Regions from separate parts of the Homo sapiens genome. Here region 2 is linked to region 1. A link is an interaction called in ENCODE POLR2A ChIA-PET data of the cell type or tissue named here. Cell type or tissue: MCF 10A. All regions are shown on one strand. Each heading gives the region's core, and the rest is flanking DNA. Links, peaks and the distances in the headings are about the cores only.

The links. Peaks named below come from ENCODE experiments on the same cell type or tissue, not always from the same donor. Only the 100,000 strongest peaks of a DNase experiment are listed, where the experiment ranks them.
Region 2: POLR2A ChIA-PET joins it to region 1 with 6 read pairs; 4 of 35 experiments call an interaction of 5 or more read pairs at or near these places.

What each region holds. Positions count from the first base shown.
Region 1 is chr11:570,269-580,292 of GRCh38, reverse strand. It overlaps PHRF1 (PHD and ring finger domains 1), which reads right to left and starts at 3,823. Exons shown (of 18, transcript NM_001286581.2): 1 at 3,701-3,823. LOC124902805 (translation initiation factor IF-2-like) reads right to left here and starts at 8,699. Exons shown (of 4, transcript XM_047428004.1): 1 at 8,649-8,699; 2 at 5,528-5,555; 3 at 4,442-5,076; 4 at 3,697-3,870. The coding sequence starts at 8,699. The coding sequence ends at 3,697. LOC143666 (a long non-coding RNA gene) reads left to right here and starts at 4,408. Exons shown (of 1, transcript NR_026967.1): 1 at 4,408-6,485. In MCF 10A, for the core only: no CTCF peak of the experiment used is centred there; DNase peaks (open chromatin) are centred at 3,872, 4,102 and 4,402.
Region 2 is chr11:666,007-677,430 of GRCh38, reverse strand. It overlaps DEAF1 (DEAF1 transcription factor), which reads left to right. Exons shown (of 12, transcript NM_021008.4): 10 at 2,648-2,895. Among named protein-coding and RNA genes, the nearest start is that of DEAF1, 24 kb to the left of the region's middle. RefSeq lists enhancers at 253-752, 2,315-3,514. In MCF 10A, for the core only: no CTCF peak of the experiment used is centred there; no DNase peak of the experiment used is centred there.

The DNA of each region.
Region 1 (10,024 bases), core at 2,358-4,857:
GGGCCTCAAACTTTGGTCCCAGATAAGAAAGGAGATACGTGCACGTGGTTCATTTCTCATCAGTGCTATTGACCTTGTTTCCCAGGCGACTCTCGGAGGAAAGGCCTGTCCTAGGAGAGTGAGTCAGGAATCCAGCGAGGCAGTGAAGCCGGCCCTGCAGCACTCTGTTTCCCACCAAGTCCAACCTCCATCCATGATCAGAGGAAAGCGCATCGCACAAGAGGCCAGGAAGTAGGGGGCCAGAGCTGCCCTCGAGTTCAGGGCCTCCTTGCATTGGAGCTCAGCTCCCACCACCACTGTGGGCTGCACATGTACCACAGCAACGGGGGAAAGTGGCTGTCAGCGCCACTGCTGTCTGGAAACCCCTGGACAACAAACCCTAACGGGGCTCAGAAACCAGGACGGCCTCACTTCCCATCTGACAAGACAGTGCAAAACCCTAGATTCTAAGATGATGCCTTATAAAACAGTGAAGAATGTCAACTCCATCCAACTGTCAACTGCCAAATCTTACTACTGCCTGGAAACAGCGATTGTAGAAGTAGTTTTGCCAAATTAGTAATTAACCTTTCTTCTACCTGCCACCCTAAGGTGAAAACACCTGGTCATGATCCCCGCTCAAGGCAGTCTGCACCCCTGGTGCTTGGTGGACCCAGCAACTCCGCAGAGACGCCCTGCTCGTCCCGCACCTGAATCCTAGAGACACTGGCTCTGAGAGACACACGAGGGCCACGGCCCATCCAGGAGGGTGACCCCTCTCCCACAGCATGCACTGAGACCTAGCAGTGACCACAGCTCTCAGATAAGAGGACCTTAACTCCCTGGCAATAGCTGTGACCACCCTGACAACAGACCCCACATCTTCCAGGACGCCTGCTCCAACACCTACCCTGCTCCTACTTTGTGCAGCACAAGGCGAATGCAGTCCCTGCCCTGGAGAAACATATCTGAAAGAGGGAGGCAGACTCTCTCACATGAATCTACCAAGGAACACTTCAAAGAGACCACCTAAGAGATAACAGAGCAGGGCTGGGGGGAGGAGCAGGGCTGGGGGGAGGAGCAGGGCTGGGGGAGTCCCAGGGTCCAACTGTCCCGAGTGCAAATCCTCATTTGATGATGAATTTCACATAGAAAGTAAAAAATGTGAATTGGTAGCCAGGTGCAGTGGCTCACGCCTGTCATCCTAGCACTTTGGGAGACCAAGGTGGGCAGACGGCCTGAGCTCCGTAGTTCAAGACCAGCCTAGGCAACACAGTGAAACCCCATCTCTACTAAAATAGAAAAAATGAGCCGGGCATGGCGGCGTGCACCTGTAGTCCCAGCTACTCCGGAGGAGAATTGCTTGAACCTGGCAGGCGGAGGTTGCAGTGAGCTGAGATCGCGCCACTACATGCCACTGGGCGACAGAGTGAGACTCAGTCTCAAAAAAAAAAATGTGAATCAGCCGGGCGTGGTGGCTCATGCTTGTAATCCCAGCACTTTGGGAGGCTGAGGCAGGCAGATCACTTGAGCCTGCAAGTTATGAGACCAGCCTGGGCAACATGGCAAAACCGTTAAAAACCAGGTAGGTGTGGTGGAAACCGCCTGTAGTCCCAGCTGCTCGGGAGTCTGAGGTGCAAAGATCACTTCAGCTCAGGAGTTCGAGGCTGCAGTGAGCCATAGTATGTGAACAAACAGCTCCTGGCCTCTCCCTTGATGCACTGAGATTGGGGACCACCTCCAAGGGTTAGGTGGGGCGACAGGCAATGGCAGGGCTTGCCCCAGGGCTGCCAGAAGAGATCAGTGAGGCCGTGTGGGGTTTGGCACATAGGAGCTGGCCAGAAATACCAGCTCAGGAATGAGGCTGAACTTTGCGAGTCCATGCACCTGTGGGGCTAAGTCCTGAGGCCTTTGAACTTTACCACAGCTGGTGAGGGAAGACTCCACGGGCCTCTTACACTCCTCCACCACAGCAGCAGGAACGTTCAGGTTACGTGAGGCTGAACAACATCCTTCCTCGATATCACACAAAAGTAACCAGGGGCTATTTTGCCAGAGAACACAAAATAACCCAGGAAGCCTCCGCAGGTACCCTCTGGCACAAGCACCAGGCACAAGACCTGTTTGGGACCACCAGGACCTGTAGTTAGGATGCTGGGTTAATGGGAGCCCCTAGCTTAGGACCTCCTGGTTGCACCAGCAGCCCCAACTCCAACAAATCTTCCCTTCCCCATACCCACCTCTGCCATGTCCCAGGCCACAGGCCAGGAAGCCATTTCTGCAGAAAAGACCACAGCCCTTCCCAGCTGCTGGCCACCTTTGGCTGGGCTAGCAGAGCTCTGGGGTGGAGGAACCACTGTGACTCTCCTGCTTAGCCTCCAGATTTGGGGGATTAAAGAGGAAAACAAAAAACTGGAAAGGCTATTTCTCTCTCTTTTCAAATTCAGGGGAACCAATGCATTGGCAGTCCCAACTGTTACTAAGGAATGAAAAGGGCCTCTGGTGTCCGGGGTGCCTGCAACCCCGTTCCACGCCAGTCTCGGCACCTGAGTGCCCATCCCAGGCACTGAACAAGCCTGCAGCCAAGTCCAACACCTCAACTCAGGCCGACTTTTATTCTTGTATTCACCATCTGCTGTATCAGCTAGGAGAACTCAAAATTGTCAACTGCAATGGAAGTCAAAAAGTCAGGCACGCACAAAGGTCTCCGCGGGCCTGAGATAAACACAGCCCTGCTGAGGGCCAAGGCCAGGCTTGTCATGGCCATGATGCTGAGGTGCCATCCATCCACTAGCACTCTGACTTAACATTCTTCCAATAAGAAAGAAAACCGGATGGTCCAGGAGAGAGATCAACTATGCCAAACCCGAAGTCAAACCTCAGCTCGGCCTCAGAGCCTGTCCATTGACCACTGGCCAGAACGTGGTTCACCCAGCTGACTGCTGTTCTGCTGTTGTCGAAACAAGTAAAGCACATAAACTCCGAAGAAGGGGCAACACAAGCCCCGTCAAAAGGAGCATGGTAGGAGTCGGGGCTGGCGCGGATCCCCGGCTGCCGGCGCTGGCCAGTTACTTAGCCTTTCTGGGCTCCAATCCCCTCCTCTGTAAAACGGGAACAATACCTACACCTGAGAGGCTCTTGTGAGGACTGCAAGAGTTAAGGAATAGGAAAACCGCCAGCCACACAGGCCTGTGGACATGCAGACAAGGCCAGAAGCCCACGACGGCAACCATGCACAGGGGCCGGACACAAGGCAACGAAGTCACAGCTCTCTCCCAAACGCGGCAGGGCGGACTCGCAGGGGGCATGGGCGTGGGTGCCACAGAGCGAGGCGAGTGGGCTCTCGCCGCGTCCTCGCAAGCCCAGGACGTCCGCCCGCAGGCCACGGGCCTCCCAGTCTCGGCGGGGCCTCCCAGTCTCGGCGGGGCCTCCCAGTCTCGGCGGGGCCTCCCAGTCTCGGCGGGGCCTCCCAGTCTCGGCGGGGCCTCCCAGTCTCGGCGGGGCCTCCCAGTCTCGGCGGGGCCTCCCAGTCTCGGCGGGGCCTCCCAGTCTCGGCGGGGCCTCCCAGCGCGCGCGCGCCCGCCCGCCCTCCCGGCCCGCGGCCAGCGCGGCGCAGGCCTCGCCCCGCGGTGCAGGCCGCAGACAAAGCGCGTGGCGCCCACAGGCGGCCCGCGGCCCGGAGGAGCAGGGCCCCCAGGGCCGGCGCGGCCGCCGCACTTACCCGGAAACCTCGCGTCCCGCAGCCGCTCGCGAGCGCTCGCCGCCGCTGCACGACCGAGAGTCGCTCCTAGGCCCGGCCGCCGCCGCCTCTGCCGCCGCCGTGCGCTCTTCGACCCGGAAGTGCACGGCGCCTCTTCCGGGCTCCTCTGTCCTGCTCGCTGACTGGAACCACTGAGACCAGAGCGGGAAAGAAATGACTGAAGTGAGGAAGGTGCCACTCCTTGCAGCCGGGGGTCTCGAGGCGTTCAAACGGCCTCCCTTCCACCTTGGAAACACTCTTTAATGCAGGACTGCCGCCCGGGGAGACCAATATCCTGGAAGAGCTCGTACTGTTTAACCCGCGACCATGGGCTGGTCCAGGCCGTCCCCCCCGCGGCCGGGACAGCTGGTACCGCCCGGATCTCCGCCCACCGCCCAGAGCGAATGGGAGCTGCTTCCTGTACGTCAGCTCCGCCCCCACGCCCGCAGCCCCGTCCCTCCTCGGGCCCGCAGCCCCACCCCGCCCCCACGCACGTAGCCCCGCCCCCACCCCCGCAGCCCCGCCCCGCCTCGCGCCCGCAGCTCCGCCCCCACGTCTGCAGCCCCGCCCTGCCTCGGGACGGCCGCCCACGGCCCCGCCCCCTCCCTCGCAGCCCCGCCTCACGCCCGCTGCTCCGCAGCCCCGCCCCCACCCTCGCAGCCCCGCCCCCACGCCGCAACCCCGCCCGCAGCTCCTCCCTAGCCCCGCGCGCGGCGGGAGCACCTGGGGAGAAGAGTCCTGGCGTCGCCTGCTACCAGCGCCGCGCTCCTCTGAACAAACACTGCCGGAGCCCTCCGTGAGCCGGCTATTCCAGCCCAGCCCCGCGTCCGCCCGTCCCGCAGCAGGCGCGGTGAATCGTGCGCGCTGGCGGACGAGGCGGGCTCGGCAGGACGCTGCTGTGCCGTCCCGTGTGGATTTGGCTCCAGGTCGTCCTGAGGATGCCGCGCAGAAGCCGTGTGGGCCTCGGGACGCAGGCCTGCGTGGCTGCAGCGCACCAGGGGAGGCTCCGGGGATCCCGAGCTGGCGCGGACTCGCGAGACCCCCTGGCCGCTCTGCGGGGAGCGCTGGGGAGGCGTCCCGAGCGGGCGCCAGAGACCCGCGGGCTCCCCGTGCAGGGGCTGCCTGGGCTGGGGCCCGGGTGGGTCTGCGCAGGTGTGGGAAGTGCCGGCTCCCGGTAGATGCTGAAGGCGGAGTTGCCAGGATTTGCTGCGGACTTTTGGAGAAATGAGGCGGGGAAGGACGAGCTTGAGAACCGACGCCGGAGAGACGGGGAAGACGGGGGAGGCCTGAGCGCGGGCTGGCATGGCTGGGGAGGTTGTGCACTGCCCAAGAATGCTCACTGAGGAGCGTGTTCACGTCTCATCGTGGGTGTCTGTGTTTATTATGACAACTACCAGCAGCCCCCGAGGAGCAGCGACAGATGGAGGTCGGGGGCTCTAAGCTGAACACAGGCGGTCGGTCCTCCTTCCCAGGAGCCTCAGCGTGTGTGTCCGCAGGTGCCCCTTTATCTAGCGCCCTTGGGGGAATGGGACGTGTCAGAGGAGATGCAGTGGGCAGAGGCTGCACTGGATGAAGAGAACTATGTGGGAATCGCATGTGGGGTGTGACTGGGGACCAGTGCCTGAACTCTGGGACTCCAACTTGAAGAGGTTTGGAATCTGCAAAGGAGACTAGGAAGGGGCACAGGGGGTGCTAGGGGTGGGGGCCGGAGGACAAACCAGGAGAGGGGCTTCTGGAAGCCAGAGAGGGCGTGCACACACAGGCGGGGGAGGGAGCCTGGGTGCAGCAGGGTGGGCCACTGCGACTCACCGAGGGCCAGCGGCGCTGGGGCCAGGGGCTGGAGTTTGGAGAGTGAGCAGAGAGCACGCAGGGGCTGTGAACACCAACTTCTCTTTCAGGTCAATTTGCTGCAAAGGGGAAGGTAAAGGTGGAGGTAACTAAGGAGCAGGGCAAGAGAGGGGTGTGGTTTTCTGTAGGGTCCAGCCCTACGGGGGCTTAGCAGGTGTCCTCCCCGTGTGCAGAGACCAGAGATTGTAATAAAGACACGAGATAAAGAGCAGCTGGGCCCCGGGGGACCACTACCATCAAGACGTGGAGACCGGTAGTGGCCCTGAGCGCCTAGGTGCGCTGATATTTATTGCATACAAGACAAGGGGGCAGGGTAAGGAGGGTGAATCTTCTAAGTGATAAAGTGAAGCAAGTCACGTGATCATAGGACAGGGGGCCCTTCCCTCTTAGGCAGCCGAAGCAAAGAGAGAAGGCAGCATATGTCAGCATTTTCTTCTCTGCACTTAGAAGAACGATCAAAGACTTTAAGACTTTCACTATTTCTTCTACCGCTATCTACTACGAACTTCAAAGAGGAGCCAGGAGTACGGGAGGAGCATGAAAGTGGATAAGGAGTGTGATCATTCAAGCACCACAGGGAGGGGGTTAGGCCTCCGGATGACTGCAGGCCAGGCCTGGAGAATATCCAGCCTCCCACAAGAAGCTGGTGGAGCAGAGTGTTCCCTGACTCCTCCAAGGAAAGGAGACTCCCTTTCACGGTCGGCTAAGTAACGGGTGCCTTCCCAGGCACTGGCGTTACCGCTTGACCAAGGAGCCCTCAAGCGGCCCTTATGTTGGCGTGACAGAGGGCTCACCTCTTGCCTTCTAGGTCACTTCTCACAACGTCCCTTCAGCACCTGACCCTATACCCGCCGGTTATTCCTAGGTTGTATTAGTAATGCCACAAAGAGTAATATTAAAAGCTAATGACTAATATTTATAATAATGATTGATAATTTTCCATGATCATCTCTGTATCTAATTCGTATTAGGACTATTCTTATTCTATTTTCTTTATTATACTGAAACAGTTTGTGCCTTCAGTCTCTTGCTTCGGCACCTAGGTAATCTTTCGCCCACAGTTTTCTGTTTGCAATGGGAGAAATAACAGGCACTTATGGGTTCTGAAAATGCCCCTGCAGGAAGGAGGAGTGGATGGTGCCGACGACTGAGGAGGACTCTGGAGCAATCTATTCTCGGTGGGCCAGAGGGGCTGGGTGTCACTGCAGTCACCCAGGCCAGCCACCTGAACTCACGCACTTCAGTCTGTTTCTCAACCTCTGTGTGCCTCTGTGTCCTTGGCTGTGAAACAGGAATGTGGGTGCTCAGGCCTACCTCTTAGGTCACTGTGAGGACGAGATAGGTACGCCTCAGGTGGGGTCCAGTGTGATCAGCCAGCGGGCTGCGGGACCGCCCTCTGCCCTGCACCAGGCACCTCCCCTACCTTTACATGTGCCACGTGCCTGCCTGCTGGACACTAGATGCAGGGGCATCCACAGACACGCCGAGGCTCCTGGGAAGGAGGACGGGATGCCTGGGGGGCTGCTGGTAATTGTCATAATAAACACATGCACCCAGGCCAGGCACGGTGGCACTTGCCCTGTTATCCCAGCACTTTGGCAGGCCACAGCGGGAGGATCACTTGAGCCCAGGAGTTCCAACCTGGGCAACATGGTGAGATTTCCTTTCTACAAAAAAATTTAAAAAATTAGCCTGACATGGTAGTGCACACCTGTAGTCCCAGCTACTCGGGAGGCTGAGGTGGGAGGATTGCTTGAGACCAGGAGGTTGAGGCTGCAGTGAACCGCGATGGCACCACTGCACTGCAGCCTGGGTGACAGAGTGAGACCATGTCTCAAAAACAATAAAGCCGGGCATGGTGGCTCACACCTGTAATCCAGCACTTTCGGCTGAGGCAGGAGGGTTACCTGAGGTCAGGAGTTGGAGACCAACCTGGCCAACACGGTGAAACCCCATCTCTACTAAAACTACAAAAGTTACCTGGGCATGGTTACGCGTGCCTGTAGTCCCAGCTACTCGGGAGGCTGAGGCAGGAGAATGGCGTGAACCTGGGAGGCAGATGCTGCAGTGAGCCAAGATCGCGCCACTGCACTCCAGCCTGGGCAACAGAGTGAGACTCTGTCTCAAAAATAAATAAATGAATAAATAAACGCCAGGTGCGGTGGCTCACGCCTGTAATCCCAGCACTTTGGGAGGCCGAGGCGGGCGGATCACGAGGTCAGGAGATCGAGACCATCTTGGCTAACTGTCTCTACTAAAAAAAAAAAATACAAAAAATTAGCCGGGCGAGGTGGCGGGCGCCTGTAGTCCCAGCTACTCGGGAGGCTGAGGCAGGAGAATGGCGTGAACCCCCAGGGGGCGGAGCCTGCAGTGCCGAGATCACGCCACTGCACTCCAACCTGGGCGACAGCGAGACTCCGTCTCAAAAAAATAAAAAATAAATAAACACAGACATCCACATGGAGACATGAAGGACGTCCTCAGTGAGCATAATCCTTGGTCAGTGCACAACCAACCCAGGTATGTCAGACAGCACTCAGGCTCAGGTGTGAGAAGTATCTCCAGGCAGCTGCCCAGAGCCAAACTAGGCCCAAACTGTGCATAGGTGGTACTTGAGAGCATGAGAGCAGGGGCACATACCAATACCTCCTGACTCCCACCCCCACCGCTACCCACACACCTGACATAAAATGACTCCTTACCTGCTCGCACGTGGATAGATGCCTCACACACCAGCAGGCAGACACCTCCTGTATACAACCCCCTCATCAGTACTGTCACCTCCCCCGTACACTGACGGGTCACCCCCCAACCCCCATCACCTGCTAGTGTCAGTGTGCACACATGTGCATCCTGCCCACACAGCCTCACACAGACCTGTACTCTGAGGCTCCGGCCAGATTCCTGGTCGACACTGCCGTGTGCTGCCCCTGCCCCTTGCAGACGCAAGCATGGTGTGCATGCTCCTGGTGTGCACGGGAGGATGGAGCTGGGCTGGGAGCTCCCTTGCTTCTGTCCCGCCAGGCCAGCTTATCCCGGAGGGCCTAGCCCAGCCCCTTCCCACCCCTGCCCCCCACCCCACCATCAGGTCCGTGTGCACATACAGGGCTTGGTGGGCAATGAGCCCAGTCATCGCCCCCTGCTGAGACCCATCCCACTCCCAGCAGCAGGGAGCCCCAGAGCCAGGTGGATGCCTGGGGGAGGCAGGGGCAGGGGTGGCTGGAGGAGGTGGGTGGGGAGAGAACAAAGGAGTCAAAACTCTCAGAGCTGGGGGAGGGAACAGGCAGGGCTGCATTCTCTACCTAGGGAAGGCAGGTGTCTGTGTGTCCCAGGGCTGTCATATCAAACGGCCACAAACCAGAGCCCTTAGACAACAGAAAGGCATTCTCTCAGTCTGGAAGCCAGCAGTCAGAGATCCAGGCTGGCAGGGCCACCCTCCTTGTTGAGGATCTGGGGAGGTCCTTCTTCTCCCAGCTTCATCTCCAGGCGTTCCTTGGCTATGGCTTCCTATGGCCTCCCTCTGTGTCTGTGTCTCTTTTCTCTTTCTCTCCTTTTTTTTTGAGACAGAGTTTTGCTCTGTCGCCCAGACTGGAGTGCAGTGGTGCAATCTCTGCTCACTGCAGGCTCCGCCCACCGGGTTCACGCCATTCTCCTGCCTCAGCCTCCCGAGCAGCTGGGACTACAGGCGCCCGCCACCTCGCCCGGCTAATTTTTTGTATTTTTAGTAGAGACAGGGTTTCGCTGTGTTAGCCAGGATGGTCTCGATCTCCTGACCTCGTGATCCGCCTGCCTCGGCCTCCCAAAGTGCTGGGATTACAGGCGTGAGCCACCGCGCCCAGCCTTTTTTTTTTTTTTTTTTTTGTGACGGAGTCTTGCTCTGTTGCCCAGGCTGGAGTGCAATGGCGCGATCTCGGCTCACCTCAACCTCCACCTCCCAGGTTCAAGTGATTCTCCTGTCTCAGCCTCCCGAGTAGCTGGGATTACGGGCATGCATCACCACGCCCGGCTAATTTTGTATTTTTAGTAGAGACGGGGTTTCTCCATGTTGATCAGGCTGGTCTCGAACTCCTGATCTCAGGTGATCCACCCTCCTCGGCCTCCCAAAGTGCTGGGATTACAGGCATGAGCCACCGCGCCCGGCCTTCTCTCTTTTTTTGTGTTTTTTGTTTGTCTGTTTGAGACAGAGTCGTACTCTGTTGCCCATGCTGGAGTGCAGTGGCGTGATCTCAGCTCACTGCCAACCTCCCAGGTTCAAGCGATTCTCCTGCCTCAGCCTCCCAAGTAGCTGGGATTACAAGCTCACACTACCATGCCCGGCTGATTTTTTTGTATTTTTAGTAGAGATGGGGTTTCACTATGTTGGCCAGGCTGGCCTCAAACTCCTGGCCTCAGGTGATCTGCCCACCTCGGCCTCCCAGAGTGCTGGGATTACAGGCTTGAGCCACCACACCCGGCCTG
Region 2 (11,424 bases), core at 4,915-7,414, 95 kb before region 1:
GTTTTTTTTTTGAGATGGAGTCTTGATCTGTTGCCCAGGCTGGAGTGTAGACTTCAGGCACGCGCCACCATGCCCGGCTAATTTTTGTATTTTTAGTAGAGATGGGGTTTCACCGTGTTGGCCAGGATGGTCTTGATCTCTTGACCTTGTGATCTGCCTGCTTTGGCCTCCCAAAGTGCTTGGATTACAGGCGTGTGGCTTACCTGTTTAATCCCAGCACTTTAGGAGGCCGAGGCCAGGAGTTTGAGACCGGCCTGGGCAACATAAGGAGACCCCATCTCTATTAACTGGAAAAAAAAAAAAAGTGTGGGGTGGGTGTTGGTGAAGTATTTATACCAAGAAATCAGCAAATGCTTGAAATCAGAGCTTTTTCTCCAGGAGGGCTGGGGTTCGCATCGACCGCTTGCCCCTGGTACAAGGTGTGCATGTGGCTCCTGGATCTCTGTCCCCAGGTGCCCTTGGTGGGCAGAAGTCAGAAATGTTCTCATGTGCACGTGTGCGTGTTTGTGCTCCAAATCTGTGTGTGTTGAAAACCATGAGTTTGCCCCAGTGTCTCTAGTTCCAGTGCAGAACCTCAGGGTTTGTGCTAGTTCCTTTGTAACTTTCTTCTCCAATTGTAAGAAACCCCGCTGGGCGTGGTGGCTCACGCCGGTAATCCCAGCGCTTTGGGAGGCCGAGGCGGGTGGATCACCTGAGGTCAGGAGTCCGAGACCAGCCTGACCAACGTGGAGAAACCCCATCTCTACTAAAAATACAAAATTAGCCAGGCCTGGTGGCAGATGCCTGTAATCCCAGCTACTCGGGAGGCTGAGGCAGGCGAATCACTTGAACCCGGGAGGGCAGTGAGCCAAGATGATGCCACCGCCCTCCAGCCTGGGCGACACAGCGAGACTCTGATTTAGCCACTTCCCTCCCCTGGTCATTGTCCACGGCGCTGATTCTGCGAACATTTCAGGGTCCAGCAGCCGCATTCAGATGAGTTGTACAACATGGAGCTGGGTGGGTGGAGCAGGAAGGGATGGGACATCCTCCTGCCTGTGTTGCCTGCTGGGGGGATGTCAGGCTGAGTGCTCGGGGATGTCAGGTGCTGGGGGGATGTCGGGTGCTGGGGGGATGTCGGGTGCTGGGGGTGTCGGGTGCTGGGGGGATGTCAGGCTGCGTGCTGGGGGATGTCAGGTGCTGGGGGGATGTCAGGTGCTGGGGGTATCGGGTGCTGGGGGATGTCAGGCTGAGTGCTGGGGGATGTCAGGTGCTTGGGGATGTCAGATGCTGGGGGGATGTCAGGTGCTGGGGGTGTCGGGTGCTGGGGGATGTCAGATGCTGGGGGGTGTCAGGTGCTGGGGGGGATGTCGGGTGCTGGGGGGTGTCGGATGCTGGGGGTTGTCGGGTGCTGGGGGGTGTCGGGTGCTGGGGGGTGTCGGGTGCCGGGGGGTGCCAGGTGCCCCGGGGGATGTCGGGTGCCGGGGGATGTCAGGCTGCGTGCTGGGGGATGTCAGGTGCTGGGGGGTGTCAGGTGCTGGGGGGATGTCAGGCAGTGATTTGTTGTTTGCTGGTCAGTTTTTTACCCGACTTCCCAACATTGCGTGAGAGTTTTCTTTTCTTTTCTTTTTTGAGATGGAGTCTCACTCTGTCACCCAGGCTTGAGTCCACTGGCACCATCTCGGCTCACCACAACTTCTGCCTCCCAGGTTCAAATGATTCTCATGCCTCAGCCTCCCAGGTAGCTGGGATTATAGACGCTTCCACGCCTAGCTAATTTTTGTATTTTTTGGTAGAAATGGGGTTTCACCATGTTGACCAGGCTAGCCTCGAACTCCTGACCTCAAGGGATCTGCCCGCCTCGGCCTCCCAAAGTGCTGGGATTACAGGTGTGAGCCACTGTGCCTGGCCTCTTTTCTTTTTGAGACAGGGTCTCATTAAGTCACCAAGGCCGAAGGACGGTGGCGCAGTCATGGCTCACTGTAGCCTCGACCACCTGGGCTCAAACCATCCTCCCGCCTCAGCTTCCTGAGTAGCTGGGATCACAGGTGAATGTCACCATGCCCATCTAGTTCTTTGTTTTTGATTTCTGTTTTGTAGAGGCAAGGTCCTGCTATGTTGCCCAGGCTGGTCTTGAACTCCTGAGCTCAAGTGATCCTCCCACCTCAGTCTCCCAAAGTGCAGGGATTACAGGCATGAGCCACTGCACCGGGTGATGAGAATTTTTATTTATTTTTTATTTTTAAATTTTATTTGTTTATTTTTTTGAGATGGAGTCTCACTCTGTTGCCCAGGCTGGAGTGCAGTGGTGCCATCTCTGTTCACTGCAAGCTCTGCCTCCCGGCTTCACACCTTTCTCCTGCCTCAGCCTCCCGAGGTAGCTGGGACTACAGGCGTCTACCACCACGTCCAGCTAATTTTTTGTATTTTTTTTAGCCAATTTTTTGTATTTTTTTGTATTTTTTTAAACACAGTGAAACGCGGGGTTTCACTGTTAGCCAGGATGGTCTCGATCTCCTGACCTCATGATCCGCCTGCCTTGGCCTCCCAAAGTGCTGGGATTACAGGCGTGAGCCACCGCGCCCGGCTGAGAATTTTTAACGGAGGCCATTTTGAAGCTAGGAGATGTATTAATTTCTTGGTTTGTTTTGCTTTCCAAATGCTCTAGTGTTGACATCCCTGCCTGCGCTGGCGGTCCCACCCCCGACTCCCACCAAAGCGGCACCTCCCGCGTTGGTCAATGGGCTGGAGCTGTCAGAGCCGCGGAGCTGGCTGTACCTAGAAGAGATGGTCAACTCCTTGCTCAACACAGCGCAGCAGCTGAAGACGCTGTTTGAGCAAGCCAAGCATGCCAGCACCTACCGAGAAGCTGCCACAAACCAGGCCAAGATCCACGCTGACGCAGAGCGGAAGGAGGTAACCTTGGAACAAATGGGAAGACACGACCTGTGCCGAGTAACCCCAGGCCACCCTGGTGCCTGTGCCCAGCTGCGCAAGCCCCACCTTGGCTCACAAGGCCCCTGCCCCACCTTTCTGGAAAAGGGAGCTGTGGAGAGTCATTTACAAATGAAGCTTTTCCTAAAGAAAAGTGACAGCTATTGTTGTTAAGGTGGTTTTGGTTTTTGTAAATAAGGTTGCTTTGTTTCAGAAAGGGAAACAATTTTGTGCGCATCGGCCGTTGTGAATACTCACCTTTTCTAGGCATTATTCATCCTTTGTCTTCCTGTAGTGAAATGTGCTTATATTTTATGAAGTTTGGAGAACATCATCTATTGAGTCTCTGAGTATCAGCGACTGGCAGGGCGAATGCTGAGCCCCTTCCTGGGAGCCGAGCTCCGTCCATCTGCTGTCACAAAGCCCTCCCAGCTTCTGGCACGTTCTTCAGAAGGCGGCTCCTGTGCATGGTGGGAGGCTCACAGGGCGTAGTGCCCATGTTTTCTGTAGCTTCCTATTACTGCAGCACAAGCAAAAGGTCACTTAGGCCCCTTCGGCCTCTTTTCATATGGAGTCTCTACTTCATATGAACCCTTTACTTAGATTGAAGACTTTGAGGTAATATAAAGGTTCAGGTGGGTGACATGAATAGGGTAGATAGAAATTACTAGAGCCAGAGTAAACTGGAGAGAGGGTGGAGGTTTCTCAGCTACTTCTCATAGCCCAAACCCAGCAGACAGGTACCGTGTGTCACAGGGCACGGGGACGAGAAGGTGAGAGAGGAGGGCGCCTGTCTGCTCAGCACAGATGGGGAGCTCTGAAGGCCACAGGAAAGGACAGGGATGGATTTTGTTGTAGCTGCTTTTTCGGGTACGGTAACGTGGACTTTGGTTTGTAAACAAAAGTCAAATTCATATTTTTCCCACCAAATCTATGTAAGAAACGTTTTCCCCCATTTCTTTTCTACTTTCTATTTTTATTTTTATTTGTGGAACAGGCTGTCACTCTGTCGCCCAGGCTAGAATGCAGTGGCACAATCTCGGCTCACTGCAACCTTTGCCTCCCGGGCTCCAGCGATTCTTGTGCCTCAGCCTCCCAAGTAGCTGGGACTACAGGCACCCACCACCACACCTGGCTAATTTTCTGTATTTTTGGTAGAGACGGGGTTTTACCATGTTGCCCAGGCTGATCTCACACTCCTGAGCTCAGGTGATCCACCCGCCTCAGCCTCTTAAAGTACTGGGATTGCAGATGTGAGCCACCATGCCCAGCTTCTACTTTTTATAGAAGAACTTTTTATTTATGTATTTATTTTATTATCATTATTTTTTTTTCAGCTGCTGCTTTATTTTACTTTATTTTATTTTTTGAGACGGAGTCTCGCTCCATCACCCAGGCTGGAGTGCAGTGGCACGATCTTGGCTAACTGCAACCTCCACTTCCTGGGATCAAGCAATTATCCTGCCTCAGCCTCCCAAGTAGCTGGGACTACAGGCGCCTGCTGCCATGCCTGGCTAATTTTTGTATTTTTAGTACAGACAGGGTTTCACCATGTTGGCCAGGCTGGTCTTAAACTCCTGACCTCAAGTGATCTACCCGCCTGAGCGTCTTAAAGTGCTGGGATTATACGTATTTATTTATTTATCTATTTAAAAAAAATTTTTTTTTTTGAGACGGAGTCTTGCTGTGTCGCTCAGGCTGGAGTGCAATGGCACAATCTCAGCTCACTGCAGCTTCCTCCTCCCGGGTTCAAGTGATTCTCCTGCCTCAGCCTCCGGAATAGCTGGGATTACAGGCATGTGCTACCACACCTGGCTGATTTTTTGTATTTTTAGTAGAGACGGGGTTTCACTATGTTAGCCAGGCTGGTCTTGAACCCCTGACCTCAGGTGATTCACCCACCTCAGTCTCCCAAAGTGCTGGGATTACAGGCATGAGCCACCTTGCCCGGCCTATTTATTTTTTAATTTTTAAATTTTTCTGTCATTCAGTGCACATCAGGTACTTGTTATAGATTCTACTAGACAAGCACATAACGAACAGTGATTATCATCCCAGGCCGTATTCAATGTTAGGGGTTTGTTACGGATTCTACTAGACAAGCACATAATGAACGGTGATTCTCAACCCAGGCCGTATTCAATGTTAGGGGTTTGTTACGGATTCTACTAGACAAGCACATAATGAACGGTGATTCTCAACCCAGGTCGTATTCGATGTTAGGGGTTTGTTACGGATTCTACTAGACAAGCACATAATGAACAGTGATTCTCAACCCAGGTCGTATTCGATGTTAGGGGTTTGTTACGGATTCTACCAGACAAGCACATAACAAACAGTGATTCTCATCCCAGGCCGTATTCTATGTTAGGGGTTTGTGTAGTTTCCCCAGGACCTGTAGTGGTGATTGTCCAGAAGCCTTCCATAGGAGGAATGCATGGTCATTAGGTATGCCACAGCTCCAAACACCAGCAACACCACTCAATGACTATTGAGGTAATGACAGTGACACTGCAGCTCCACATGGCTGGGGAGGTCTCACCATCATGGCAGATGGCAAAGCGGGAGGAAAGGCATGTCTTAATGGTGACAGGCGAGCAGAAGAGCTTTTTAGATTCTTAATTTTTTAAATGACTGATCAATATGTGATTAGTGTTTTTTGTGTTTCTTTTTTTTTTTTTTTTTTTTTTTAAGAGGTAAGGTCTCACTCTGTTGCCTAGGCTCATGGCTCATTGTAGGCTCAAACTCCTGGAAATACGGGTGCATGCCACCACGCTTGCCTAATTTATTTTTTTATTTTTTATTTTTTGTAGAGACTGGGTCTTGCCGTGTTGCCCAAGGTGGTCTCAAACTCCTGGGCTCAAGAGATCCTCCTGCCTCAGCCTCCCAAAGTGCTGAGATTACAGGCGTGAGCCACTGGACCCAGCATTAATTTTCTTTCAAGGAAGAAAAGTGTTTCTACTCCTGAAGACAAAGATAATTTTAAAATACTTTTTCACTGGGCACAGTGGATCACACTTGTAATCTCAGTGCTTTGAGAGGCTGAGGTGGGAGGATCTTTTGAGCCCAGGAGTTTGAGACCAGCTTGGACAACATGGTGAAACCCCGTCTCTACAAAAAAATATAAAAATTAGCTGGGTGTGGTGGTGGGCACCTGTAGTCTCAGCTACTTAGGAGGCTGAGGCAGGAGACTCACTTGAACCCAGGAGGCAGAGGTTGCAGTGAGCTGAGATCGGGCCACTGCACTCCAGTCTGGCGACAGAGCAAGACTCTGTCTCAAAAAACAAAAAGTCCAGGCGCGGTGGCTCACGCCTGTAATCCCAGCACTTTGGGAGGCCGAGGCGGGCGGATCACGAGGTCAGGAGATCGAGACCATCCTGGCTAACATGGTGAAACCCCATCTCTACTAAAAATACAAAAAATTAGCCGGGCGTGGTGGCGGGCGCCTGTAGTCCCAGCTCCTTGGGAGGCTGAGGCAGGAGAATGGCGTGAACCCGGGAGGTGGAGATTGCAGTGAGCCGAGATCGCGCCACTGCACTCCAGCCTGGGTGACAAAGTGAGACTCTGTCTCAAAAAAAAAAAAAAACATTAGCCAGGTGTGGTGACATGCCAGTCAAGAGGCTGAAACGTGAGGATTGCTTGAGCCTAGGAGGTTGATGTTGCAGTGAGCCGTGATCACACCACTGTACTCCAGCCTGGGCAACAGAGTGAGACCTCGTCTCAAAAAAAAAAAAAAAAAACAAAAACAAAAAGAAAAAAGAAATTAAAAAGGAAAAAAATAAAGAAAAAGATATATATATATTTTGAGATGGTCTTGCTGTGTCACCCAGGCTAGAGTGCAGTGGTGTGATCTCGGCTCACTGCAGCCTCCATCTCCCAGGTTCAAGCGATTCTTGTGCCTCAGCTTCCCAGATAGCTGGGATTACAGGTATGTGCAACCACGCCCAGCTATTTTTTGGTATTTTAGGAGAGAAGAGGTTTCGCCATGTTGGCGAGGCTGGTCTTAAACTCCAGGCCTCAAGTGATCTACTTGCCTTGGCCTCCCAAAGTGTTGGGATTACAGGTGTGAGCCACCGCACCTGGCCAAAAAAATACTTTAAAAAAAAAAAAAAAAAAGTATACTTCCAAACAAACAGCTACTTAATGCTGAAATTTATAGAGGAAAAGAAAGTTTAAAGGCAAAAAAATCTATAACCCTGCACCCAAAGATAATGACCGTGAACACTTACTGTGTGTCCTTTTGGTCTTTTTTGGTAATTGAGGTAAACTGTATGTACAGCAAAGTGCCTCAATCTCCACCATAAAATGTAGTGAGTTTTGATGAATGCATGAACCTGGTCATGAGACCATTTCAATCCCTGCAGAAGCACCACTCATGTCCCCTTCCATCGGTCCCCTGCCCCATGGACAGTCACTGCTCTCATTTTTTTTTTTTTCTTTTCTCTTTTGAGGCAGCATCTCACTCTGTCACTCAGGCTGGAGTGCAGTGGCATGATCTTGGTTCACTGCAGCCTTGCGCCACCATGCCTGGCTAATTTTTGTATTTTTTGTAAAGATGGGGTTTCTTTTTTTTTTTTTTTTTTTTTTTTTGAGACAGTCTCACACTGTCACCCAGGCTGGAGTACACTGATGCAATCTCGGCTCACTGTAGCCTTCGCCTCCCAGGTTTAAGTGATTCTCCTGCCTCAGCCTCCCGAATAGCTGGGATTACAGGCACATGCCACCATGCCCAGCTAATTTTTGTGTTTTAAGTAGAGACGAGGTTTCACCATGTTTGTCAGGCTGGTCTTGAACTCCTGACCTCAGGTGATCCTCCTGCCTCAGCCTCCCAAAGTGCTGGGATTACAGGCATGAGCCACCGCACCTGGCCTCTTTTTTTTTTGAGACAAGTTTCGCTCTTGTTGCCCAGGCTGGAATCCAATGGCACAATCTCGGCTCGCCATAACCTCCACCTCCCAGGTTCAAGAGAGTCTCCTGCTTCAGCCTCTCAAGTAGCTGAGATTACAGGCATGCGCCACCACGCCCAGCTAATTTTGTATTTTCAGTAGAGACAGGGTTTCACCATTTAGGTCAGGCTGGTCTTGAGCTCCTGACCTCAGGTGATCTGCCCACCTCGGCCTCCCAAAGTGCTGAGATGACAGGTGTGAGGTACTGCACCCAGTTGATTTTCTAGATTTCCTACCACAACTGATTTCTAATTCAACTCCAATATGCTTAGAAAATATACTCTGATTTCAGTTCTTTTAAATTGATTACGATTTATTTCGGCCAGGCATGGTGACTCACACCTGTAATCCCAGCACTTTGGGAGGCCAAGGTCTTGAGGCCAGGAGTTTGAGACAAGCCTGGACATTGTGAGACCCTGTCTGTACAAAAAAAAAAAAAAAAAAAAGGGTCGGGTGCAGTGGCTTACGCCTGTAATCCCAGCAGTTTGGGAGGCCGAGGCGGGCAGATCACAAGGTCAGGAGGTCGAGACCATCCTGGCTAACACAGTAAAACCCCGTCTCTACTAAAAATACAAAACATTAGCCAGGCATGGTGGCAGGCACCTATAGTCCCAGCTGCTCAGGAGGCTGAGGCAGGAGAATGGCATGAATCCAGGAGGCAGAGCTTGCAGTGAGCCGAGATTGCACCACTGCAGTCCAGCCTGGGCTACAGAGCGAGACTCTGTCTAAAAAAAAACAAAAAACTTTTTTTTTAAAGGGTTTCACTTTGTCACCCAGGCTGGAGTACAGAGGTGTGACCTCGGCTCACTGCAGCCTCAAGTTCCCAGGCTCAAGCAATCCTCTTGCCTCAGCCCCCCAAGTAGCTGGGACTATGGGCATGTGCCACCATGCTTGGCTAATTTTTGTATTTTTCATAGAGAGAGGGTCTCACTGTGTTGCCAGGCTGATCTCAAACTCCTGAGCTCAAGCCATCCACCCACCTCAGCTTCCCAAAGTGCTGGGATTACAGGCATGAACCACTGTGCCCGGCCAAAATGTTTCCTTCATTAGCCGGATCACTGGAGCCCAGGGGTAGAGGTTGCAGCGAGCTGTGATCACGCCACTGTGCTCCAGCCTGGGCAACAGAATGAGACCCTGTCTCAAAAAAACAAAAAGATGTGTTTTATGATCATGTATATACTTTTCGTGGTGAATATTGCATATACACTTGAAAAGAGTTTTATTCAGTCATTGGTTTTCGTTTTCTGTAATGTCATTAGGTCAAGGTGGTTCATAGTGTGGTCCAAATCTTGTTTTTCTTCAACCTAAAGATGTACTTTCAGCTTTTCTTTTCATATAGGTCTGTTGGCCATGAATTCTCTGTTTTTGTCTGTAATGTCCCTCTTTCACCTTTATTTTTGAGGGACGTTTTTGAGTGACATGGAATTCTGGGTTGTCACTTACATATATATATTTTTTTGAGACAGAGTCTCGCTCTTGTTTTCCAGGCTGGAGTGCAGTGGCACAATCTCCGCTCACTGCAACCTCCATTTCCCAGGTTTAAGCAATTCTCCTGCCTCAGCCTCCTGAGTAGCTGGGACTATCGGCGTGCGCCACCACACCCAGCTAATTTTTGTATTTTTGGTAGAGACGGGGTTTCGCCATGTTGCTCAGGCTGGTGTTGAACTCCTGGGCTCAAGTGATCCACCCGCCTGGGCCTCCCAAAGTGCTGGGATTACAGGCATGAGCTAACACGCCGGCCTATTTATTTATTTATTATTTTTTGAGACAAAGTCTCACTCTGTCACCAGGCTGGAGTGCAGTGATGCCATCTCGGTTCGCTGCAACCTCCGACTCCCTGGTTCAAGCGATTCTCCTGCCTCAGCCTCCTGAGTAGCTGGAATTACAGGCACACACCACCATGCCCAGCTAATTTTTTGTATTTTTTTATTAGAGACAGGGTTTTGCCATGTTGGCCAGACCGGTCTTGAACACCTGACCGACCTCAGGTGATTCACCTGCCTCGGCCTCCCAAAGTGCTGGGATTATAGGCATGACCTACCTGGGTTGTCACTTTTTATCATTCACCAGTTTAAAGATGTCTTTCCATCATCTTCTGGCCAGCCTGCCTACCTGCCTTCCTTCCTTCCTTCCTTCCTTTCCTCTTTTCCTCCTTCCCTCCTTCCCTCCCTCCCTCCCTCTCTCCTTCCTTCCTTCCTTCCTCCCTCCCTCCCTCCATCCCTCCCTTCCTTCCTTCTTTTTTCTTTCTTTTTTGAGACAGGGTCACTGTCTGTCACCGAGGCTAAGAAGCAGTGTTGTGGTCACATCTCAATGCAGCCTTGAGTTCCTGGGCTCAGGTGATCTTCCCTTAGCCTCCAGAGTAGCTAGGACTACCGGCACTGGCCACTACTCCCGGCCAATTTTTAGCTGGGGTTTCACCATGATGCCCAGGCTGGCCGCAAACTCCTTGGCTCAAGCGATCCTCTTACCTCAGCCTTCTGAGTAGCTGGGACTACACATGTGTACCACCATGCCCAGCTATTTTTTTGTTTGTTTTGTATAGATGGGGTTTCACTATGTTTCTCAGGCTGGTCTTGAACTCCTGGACTCAAGCAACCCACCTTCCTTGGCCTCCTAAAGTACTGGGATTACCAGCATGAACCACTGCTCCTGGCTATAACTATTTCTTTTTTTCTTTTTTTTTTTTTTTTTTTTTTTTGGAGACAGAGTCTTGCTCTCCAGGCTAGAGTGCAGTGACACGATCTCAGCTCACTGCAAGCTCTACCTCCCAGGTTCAAGCGATCTCTTGCCTCAGCCTTCCAAGTAGATGGGACTACAAGTGTGCACCACCACACCTGGCTAATACTTTGTTGTTTTGTTTTGTTTTGAGACGGAGTCTTGCTCTGTCGCCCAGGGTTGGAGTGCAGTGGCACGATCTCAGCTCACTGCAACCTCTGCCTCCCGGGTTCAAGTGATTCTCCTGCCTCAGCCTCCCGAGTAGCTGGGACTACAGGTGCATGCCACCACTCCTGGCTAATTTTCTGTATTTTTGGTAGAGAGGAGGTTTCACCATGTTAGCCAGGATGTTCACAATCTCCTAACCTCGTGATCTGCCCGCCTGGGATTACAGGTGTGAGCCACCGTGCCCAGCCTCAGGATCTGCTTCTTTTGGCTACTTTTTCCCTTCATCATGGATCCTGTTATCCCTTCTTCACACGTCCAGTACTTCCTGATTGTGTGTTGGAATTTTAGTTTATATACTGTTTATATGGTAGAGTTTATATGGTAGAGACTCTGAATTTTGTTGGATTCTGTTGTCTTCCCCTGAAGAGTGTTGGGCTTTGTTCTCGCAGGCTGAATTCTTATGGATCACCCTGAAGAGGATCAGTGTTGATGCTGTTAGGGCAGGTCTGTCTGGCTTTTTCTTCTGCCTGACACATCCTTAGTCTTGGATCTGCGAAGCTGTGGTTTTCTGGATGTTCCTGGGAAGTCCGTGGTGTTTTTAAGCCTCTAACTTGTGAAGGTTCAAACTCCAGACTTTCAGGTGGTGAGCAGCAGCCGCAGTCTCTGCTCAGTGTTCTCGGTC